Regions from separate parts of the Homo sapiens genome. Here region 1 is linked to region 2. Evidence: chromatin contacts called from ENCODE Hi-C or POLR2A ChIA-PET data. All regions are on one chromosome and are shown on one strand. Each heading gives the region's core, a stretch centred on a gene start or an enhancer-like site at or near the end of the contact. The rest is flanking DNA. Distances are from core to core; before and after follow the strand shown.

The links. Hi-C counts contacts between places; a loop is a spot of excess contacts on that map. ChIA-PET counts read pairs that join two places held with the same protein, here RNA polymerase II (POLR2A). Pooled maps may share reads with other maps.
Region 1: a pooled map shows a loop between it and region 2 (2.2-fold over the local background). The contact joins the promoter of GPRC5A here to the promoter of CREBL2 in region 2. A Hi-C loop is called at or near these places in 1 of 50 pooled maps. POLR2A ChIA-PET finds 5 or more read pairs at or near these places in 3 of 52 experiments (HEK293, MCF 10A and OCI-LY7).

What each region holds. Positions count from the first base shown.
Region 1 is chr12:12,889,606-12,893,757 of GRCh38, reverse strand. GPRC5A (G protein-coupled receptor class C group 5 member A) reads right to left here and starts at 2,196. Exons shown (of 4, transcript NM_003979.4): 1 at 2,094-2,196.
Region 2 is chr12:12,610,021-12,613,939 of GRCh38, reverse strand. It overlaps CREBL2 (cAMP responsive element binding protein like 2), which reads right to left and starts at 2,064. Exons shown (of 4, transcript NM_001310.4): 1 at 1,753-2,064. The coding sequence starts at 1,767. RefSeq lists a silencer at 1,711-2,010 and enhancers at 2,171-2,220, 2,271-2,350, 1,944-2,695.

The DNA of each region.
Region 1 (4,152 bases), core at 947-3,446, 280 kb before region 2:
AAACAAAACAAAACAAAACAAAAATCACTTTATTTACAGAAAGAGGCTATAGGCCATATTTGGTCCATGGACCATAGTTTGCCATCTCTACTCTATTATGATTGCTTAATAGGAACTATGGTCCATGGTCCAAATGGAACATTTGCCAAAAATGAGCATATTTAGAATACAAAGACAAATCTGGAATTAGAAAATAAGAAATGTGCAGACCATATAGTCTGACCACAGTGCAATAAAAATGAGAATAAAAGAAGCAAACACCCTGAACTACTCAGGAAGTCAAAGATTCCTCAAGCAAAAATACTCCTCAATTTATTGTTTACTATACCACCATATTAATTCCTCAGCTTAATCTTGGGACTTTAAATAGTAGTGGACCCAGAATGAGAAGAATAAAATCACGCCGTCAAAATTGTTCTTCATACCCTGTTGTCTTCGATTACCATTCAAGACTAGAATACAAAAAAGCCAGTTCTAAAGGGAACTTCCAAGGCGACGTGTGCAGATGGAGAGGGGCCAGAATCGAAACACAGGAGGGGAAACTGGGGGCCTCCCCAAGACCCCTATGAGGAACTCAGGCCCAGCCCCTTGCCTGATCACAGTTCCATGTTCCTGCGGAGCTGGGAGGAGAAATCAGTCTTCCTGACTCAAGGTTGAGAGCTCTTCCCGGGAAACCAAAGGGTTCTGCTCATTCCATTCTGCCCTTGAGGCACTCACCTCTCCACGCCCTTGGAGAGGTCCCTTGTTTCCCACGTAGCGCCTCTCCCGGCCCTTCCTTCCCCTCATTCCTTCCCTCACCTAGCAGACACCGGCATGCAAACCTGGAGGGTGTGTGCCCCCTCCGCCCTCACCCCTCCCGTGGTCCCTAGCCCATTGTGTCTGAAGTAGCTGAAGTGTTCCCCTTCAGGAATGAACCCACAGCAGTGGCTGATTCGGCCGAACCCTTCAACAGGTGTGGTGTTTACACAAGCCTCTGAGGAGACAATCAGGAATGGAAAGAAGTCAGGAATGGAAAGTCCTTCAAATTCCTTGATTCTGAGCAGGTTTCAGCTGTTAGCTAGCCTTTCCCATGGATGTTTAAAGCTATCTGTGGCCGGGCGCGGGGGCTCACACCTGTAATCCCAGCACTTTGGGAGGCTGAGGCGGGCAGATCACCTTAGGTCGGGAGTTTGAGACCAACCTGACCAACATGGGGAAACCCCGTCTCTACTAAAAATACAAAATTAACCAGGAGTGGTGGTGCATGCCTGTAATCCCAGCTACTCGGGAGTCTGAGGCAGGAGAATCGCTTGAACCCGGGAGGTGGAGGTCGCGGTGAGCTGAGATCGCAACATTGTACTCCAGCCTGGGCAACAAGAGTGAAACTCCATCTCAAAAAATAAAATAAAGCTATTTGCCAGCCTTCCCCATGGATGTTTAAGGGACCAGATGGAACAGCATCTATGCTATTCCCAAATCCTATCCATAAAGTCGGTAGTGGAAGGTGCACTCTCAGCGCACATTCAACTTTCATCTGTCCCAGGTTTCTGAGCAACTCAAGGCACACCAGAGTGGAACTGACCGCCCACACATCAAGAGAAAAGGGATGGGCTTCTAGATCTAATTCCCAAAACTCAGAAGGGCTTTTTGCAGCATCTGGGTAAAATAGTAGCTGTCACCGTGTCCTCCCTCCTGCCCCTGCCCCTTGTTTCCCACTCCCCCTCCACTCCCAGTACCTTCGGGTCCTCTGAGATCTTTCTCCCTCTATTCTTTTCCTGCAGAGTGATCCCAGAGCTGCTCACCTCCTGCCTGGCCGGATTCCATCTACTCAAAGTTTGTAGAATGTGTCCGAGCAGAAACTATTACCCTGATTATCTCTTTGCTCTCTGCCTCTATCTTAGCCTAGGAAACCCGCAAAGGGGAAAAAAAAAAAAAAAAATCTGAGTTGTTAAACTAGAGGAACTGTTTCCTAGGGAATTTTTTTCTCATAGCCAACTGTATTCCATTACCAGGATTTCTCTCCTCTTCTATCCCACCCCTCCCAACGCCCCGCTCTCCCCAGACGATTTAAATCCGGAGGCCCCAGCGCTCTGGGCTCCTGGCGCCTCACTTACCCTAGTGCCAAGGCGTTGGCCGTGAACTTGGTGCTGCTTCCCGCGCGCAAGAGGGCAGCAGGCGAGCTCCTCAGTGCTGGGGGAGACCTTGGACAGCTATCCCGCCCTCGCACTCTGAGCAGTTGTTATAAAGGCGGCCCTCGCCGGAGGGAGGGAACGAGCGAGGGGTGAGCAGAGGGACAAGGAGGGGGAGGGTCGAGGGAGAGGACACGCCTATTCCAGTTCCACGGCACTTCATGCTGTTATGAAAATAAAGTCCCCGTGCCAGGGAATGACCCAAAAACCGTCTGACGTCAGAGGCACAGTCACCCCTGGAAGCTGGGCGGGGGTGACCACCCGGCCCTGCCCAGCGCATCGGACTCCTCCGAGACGTGCTCACGCGCTGGTCCCAGGGCGCCGGCTACGAGAGGGGAGCCGGAGCAGACCAGCTCCTTACGGGCCCCGCCAGCTGTCACCTCCCGGGGGAGCCACACCCGCCTCCCCGCAGGCACTCGGGTCCACCCGGGGCAAGGGCCCAGCCCGCGAGATTGCAGCAGCTCCGCCGTCAAGTCCAGCGGGACAAGCCAGCCTTCCTCCACTTTCTTTGACCTTAGCTTAGCCTTTCTCTCCATCACTCTCCCCCAGCCACTGCCGTATGGGAAGCCAGGCTTCAGAAAAAGGAGGCAGCCACCTTCTCAGGGCTCCCCAGCCAAAGCCACGTGAAAGCCAAGGAAAACTTCCCCCACCAGGTCCGTAGTTAGCTCAGCAGCTCCACCTGTCAGAGTCTAGACAGGCACCATTAGTGCTGCCCTGGGGCTGAGAGATCAGTATCTCTCCTTTCCTAACTGCCTCTCCTAAAGCCTCGACAATGCAGGCTGATTGAACGGGGGCGCCAGATGAAATTATGAAATGAAGGAATTTGCTTTGGTGCCTGGTTTCCCCTCCCTCCACTGCCCACTCCTCTTCCAGGATCAAGCCAATCGGACCGAAACTCGTCTTTGTTTACGTGTGGAACGATCCTGGAGTGGCTGCCCGCCTGTGTCGGGGCTCAAGCCAGGTTCTACCCCATGCCACGGGGAGGCAGGAGGGACTCTGTTTTTAAAGTGGTTATCAGCGCGCTTGGTAAACTAATCTGGATTATTCTGCATATGAAGAAATGGGGGAAGGCCCAGGGCTCCCCAGCTTTCTCTTCACTTCTCCCCACACCCCAAGTCTCCAGAGCCTAAAGTGCTTTTAAAATGTGACCTACTGGAGACTGTGACCCCACCATTGTTAGGTTTTTATTTCACTCCCAAAAAACCACAGGCAGTGCCTTGAGTGTTGGAACACTTTGAGGTATGCAGCCCAGGGGTCTGTGAGTCCACCCATTTCACACCTAAGACTCCCAGGGGTGTGTGTGGCAGAGTGGGGGTGGGTACTGAGAGACTGGTGGGACTGCAAATGACAGTGCTTTATAGTGTGTGCCATCCGCTAAGTCAGGGCTTCTCTCCGGACCCCAGCGTTCTCGTCTGTTCAAGAAGTTGAACTAGACTACCATTGTACAATAGAACTATAATTCAAGCCACAAACATAAGCCACATTTGTTTTTTATTTTTTGTGTGTTTTTTCTTTTTTAGACAAGGTCTCGCCGTCACCCAGGCTGGAGTACAATGGCACAATCGGCTCACTGCAGCCTCAATCACCCAGGCTCAAGCTATCCTTCCACCTCAGCCTCCCAAGCACCCAGGACCACATGTGTGCATTACCACACCTGGCTAATTTTTTTGTTTGTTTCTTGTTTGAGACACTCTCACTTTGTCACCCAGGCTGGGGTGCAGTGATACCATCATGGCTCACTGTAAGCCTTTACCTCCCAGGCTCAAGCAGTCTTCCCGCCTCAGCCTCCCAAGTAATTCTTTTTATTATTTATAGAGACAAGGTCTCGCTGTGTTGCACATGCTGGTCTCAAACTCCTGGGTTCATGCCATCCTCCAGCCTTGGCCTTCCAAAGTGCTAGGATTACAGGTGGGAGCCACCACACCTGGCCCACATATGTCATGTTAAATTTCTAGCCACATTAAAAGAAGTACAAAGAAACAGG
Region 2 (3,919 bases), core at 815-3,314:
TCAAAGCAAAAAAAAAAAAAAATTACTTGCTGATTTTTCTGGAAAACTTTTAGAACGCTACCCTTCTGTCTTGGAAATACCACTTCCCCAATATCATACCCCACGAATGTTACTATAGTAAAACTGAAGAGTCTACAATGTTATCCCGCATTCTGTTGCATTGTTGTAAACAAACAAGGGCAAGATTCTTGTCAAGGGAATTAATGTGTGTACTGAGCATATTAAGCACTCTTATGAGCTGATAGCTTCCTGAAACTCGCCCCCCTTCTGTCTTGGAAATACCACTTCCTATTAAGAGGGGTTTACTACTTCACAAGCAATCCGTTCCTCTAGGTGAGTAACAATTCCAGAGTACTGCACTGGGCTTTCCCTTCCATCTGTCACTTCCTCACAGCCTTCTACATGAAGAGGAAGAGAAAACAAGAAGGAAAGAATAAAACAAGGAACACAGAGAAGTTGGAAATTTTTTGAATCTCTCTGAGGATATGTGAAACAAAAACTGCAGCAGCAGCAAAAAAAGACACCCAAACAAAGGACAAAGCTATCGTAAAGAGTATGCCAAAGACTGTGAAACAGAAGACGCTGAGAAGCACAAAGAAGGACGGTTTTTACTTTAAAAACTGGCAAATTTTAGAAGTCTGATTCCTTAAAATAAAAAAGTCCAAATCCAAAACAACCTGAAACATCAATAAACAAATCTTTGACCATCCCTATCTTCAGGAAATAAAACTAAACAACACTAATGTGGGTAGATGTAAAGAGAGAAAGGCGGCCAGGCGCGGTGGCTCACGCCTGTAATCCCAGCACTTTGGGAGGCCGAGGCGAGCGGACACCTAAGATTGGGAGTTCGAGACCAGCCTGACCAACATGGAGAAACCCCATCTCTACCAAAAATACAAAATTAGCCGGGCATGGTGGTGCATGCCTGTAATCCCAGCTGCTCGGGAGGCTGAGGCAGGAGAATCGCTTGAACCCGGGAGGCGGAGGTTGTGGTGAGCCGAGATCGCGCCATTGCACTCCAGCCTGGGCGACAAGAGCGAAACTCCGTCTCAATTAATAAATAAAGACAAAAAGGCTATACATAGATAAACTATTTGGATTAACCAATAATGAACATTATCTATTATTTTATAATCATAAAGTAAGTGATTTGGACAGGGAAATTGGATGGTGATGGGCTATTAAAGTTAACAAGAGGAAAATCAGTATTTTTTTAGAGAAGGCTTTCTAGTGGAGGTTAAACTCCACACTGGCCAAATAGCAACAGGAGCTTAGCGGTGTTCCAACCAACCACAGGAAATAGCTCAGAGGGGGAGTGAACTGATTATATGAATGGGGCATTGAGTAAGGGAGCCTGAGAGAAGGGGAATCGTCAAGGGGAATAAGGCTGGTTCAGCGTGCACTAAAGTCTCCAAACTGGAGAGAGGAGGCAGCAAAAAAGTGCAAGAAGAAAAAGTACAGTAGTTTCTTATCTCGACAGGCAAGTTAAGGACTAGGGGTTGCACTACCTGGAAAGCTAGCAAACGCCCTGGGAGTGAAAAATTTCCAGAGAGGGCCCTTCCTGGAAAAACGCAGCCCCGGTGTTCCCTGATTTCCTGGCTGGGTACCATCGGGCAGTGGACTGGAGAGGCGCAGGGATGTTTTAGGCAGGTGTCTCTTGGGTGTTGGCGTGGACTACATAGCGGAGGTTCAGCCGCGGGACTAGCATTGAGCGACAAGAAGGCGGCGGCGCGTGCAAACCACAAGACTTACCTTACTGTCATCCATCGCGGCAGACAGGCCGGCCTGGCCAGGCACTCCCTCCCGGAGCCCTCCCCCGGCTCAGCCGGCCTGGCCCGGCCCCCGCCCCGAGGAAGAAGGGGATATGGTTCTGGCTGCCTCCTCCTCTCGCCTAACAGTTCGCTTCCCTGATGCCAGAGTCACGGGGACGAGGGACCAGTTCAGGAATGGCAGAGCGGACCCTGGAGGCGGCCCCAAACGCCTCCCTTCGCCGCCGCCGCCTCCTCCTCCCCCTCCATGACAGTCTCTGGGTGTTTACAGACGCTCTGGAGAGCCGCCGAGACCGGAGGGTGGGCGGGAGCGCTGCACACGGAATGGCCCCTTCGGCTGCCGTAGCACCGCGGCATTCTGGGAATTGTGATTTTTCTTATCACAGTCTCTGCGCTACTGACTGGAAAAAAAACTACGATGTCCACATAGCCTCATTAAGGGGCAGCTGTTTTCCTTTTGCCTACTAGCTAGCGCTGAGGAGGCGGGGCTGGGCTGGAGGCCCAAAGTGCGCCTGACCTGAGGTTTTGGCTCCTAAGTGCCAGGGCCTGGAATGGCGGGGACGGGAGTTTGGTGCTCTGCGGAGGCAGCCCTGAAGGCGGGGTGCCGGAAGCAGGCCCTCCTCTGGGACGCTGAGGAAACCCTAAAGGTTCTTTATTTAAAAAAAAACGAAAAACAAAAACTAAGTATGTAAAATAGTGCAGCTACTTTGGGAAGAAATTTGGCAGTTCTTCAGAATATTGGCCACTCCCATACCCAAGAGAAATTAAAACGAGTGACTACACAAAAACTTGTATATAAATGTTCTTTCCTAGCAGCATTATTCATAATAGTCAAAAAGTGGAAACAACGCAAATGTCCTTTACTGGATGAATGGATAAACCAGTGTGGACTATACAAATTAAGAAATACTGGCCAGGGGTGGTGGGTCACGCCTGTAATCCCAGCACGTTGGGAGGCCGAGGCGGGAGGATTGCTTTAGCCCAAGAGTTCGAGACCAGCCTGGGCAACATAGCAAAACCTGTCTCTACAAAAAAATACAAAAATTAGTCGAGTGTGGTGGCACATGCCTGTAATCCCAGTTACTGGGGAGGCTGACATGAGAGGATCACTTGGGCCTGGGAGGCAGAGGCTGCAATAAGCCAAGATTGTACCACTGCACTCCAGCCTGGGCGACAGAGCCAGACACTGTATTTAAAAAAAAAAAAAAGAAGAAGAAGAATGAAAGAAGGAAGAAGAACGATGAAGGAAGAAGAAGGAGAAGAAGGAAGAAGAAAGAAGAAGGAAGAAGACCCATATAGTAAGATGCAGTCTCTACAAAAAAAATTAAAAATTAGTTGGGTGTGTTACAAAAAATTTAAAAATTACTTGGGTGTGGTGGTGGTGCTTGTAGTCCTAGCCACTCGGGAGGCCCAGGTGGGAGGATCGTTTGAGCCCTGGAGTTGGAGGCTGAAGTGAGCTGTGATCACGGCACTCCAGCCTGGGCAACAGAGCAAGACTCTGTCTCAAAAAAAAAGGAAAGAAATATTATTCAGCAATGAAAAAAAATGAAGGGATATACACACTTCAATATGTCTGAACCTTGAAAACTTTATGTGAAGTGAAAAAAGCCAGACACAATAGGCCACATATTGTATGATTCCATTTATAATGAAGTGTCTGGAACAGGCACATCTAAATAGACCAAAAAATCCATTAGTGGTTGCCAAGGGCTAGGGTTGAAGAATGGCAGGGATGGAGGGATCCTGGAAAGGAGAGTGACGGTTAATGAGTACTGGGTTTCTTTTTGAGGTGATGAAAATGATCTAAAATTCAGCCGGGCATGGTGGCTCACGCCTGTAATCCCAGCACTTTGGGAGGCCGAGGTGGGCTGATCACCTGAGGTCAGGAGTTCGAGACCAGCCTGACCAACATGGAGAAACCCATCTCTACTAAAAATACAAAGTTGGCCAGGCCTGGGAGAGCATACCTGTAATCCCAGCTACGTGGGAGGCTGAGGCAGGAGAATGGCTTAAACCCAGGAGGCGGAGGTTGCAGTGAGTTGAGACCGTGCCATTGCACTCCAGCCTGAGCAACAAGAGCGAAACTCCGACTCAAAAAAAAAAAAAAAAAAAAAGAAGAAAAGAAAATTATCTAAAATTGATTTTGGTGA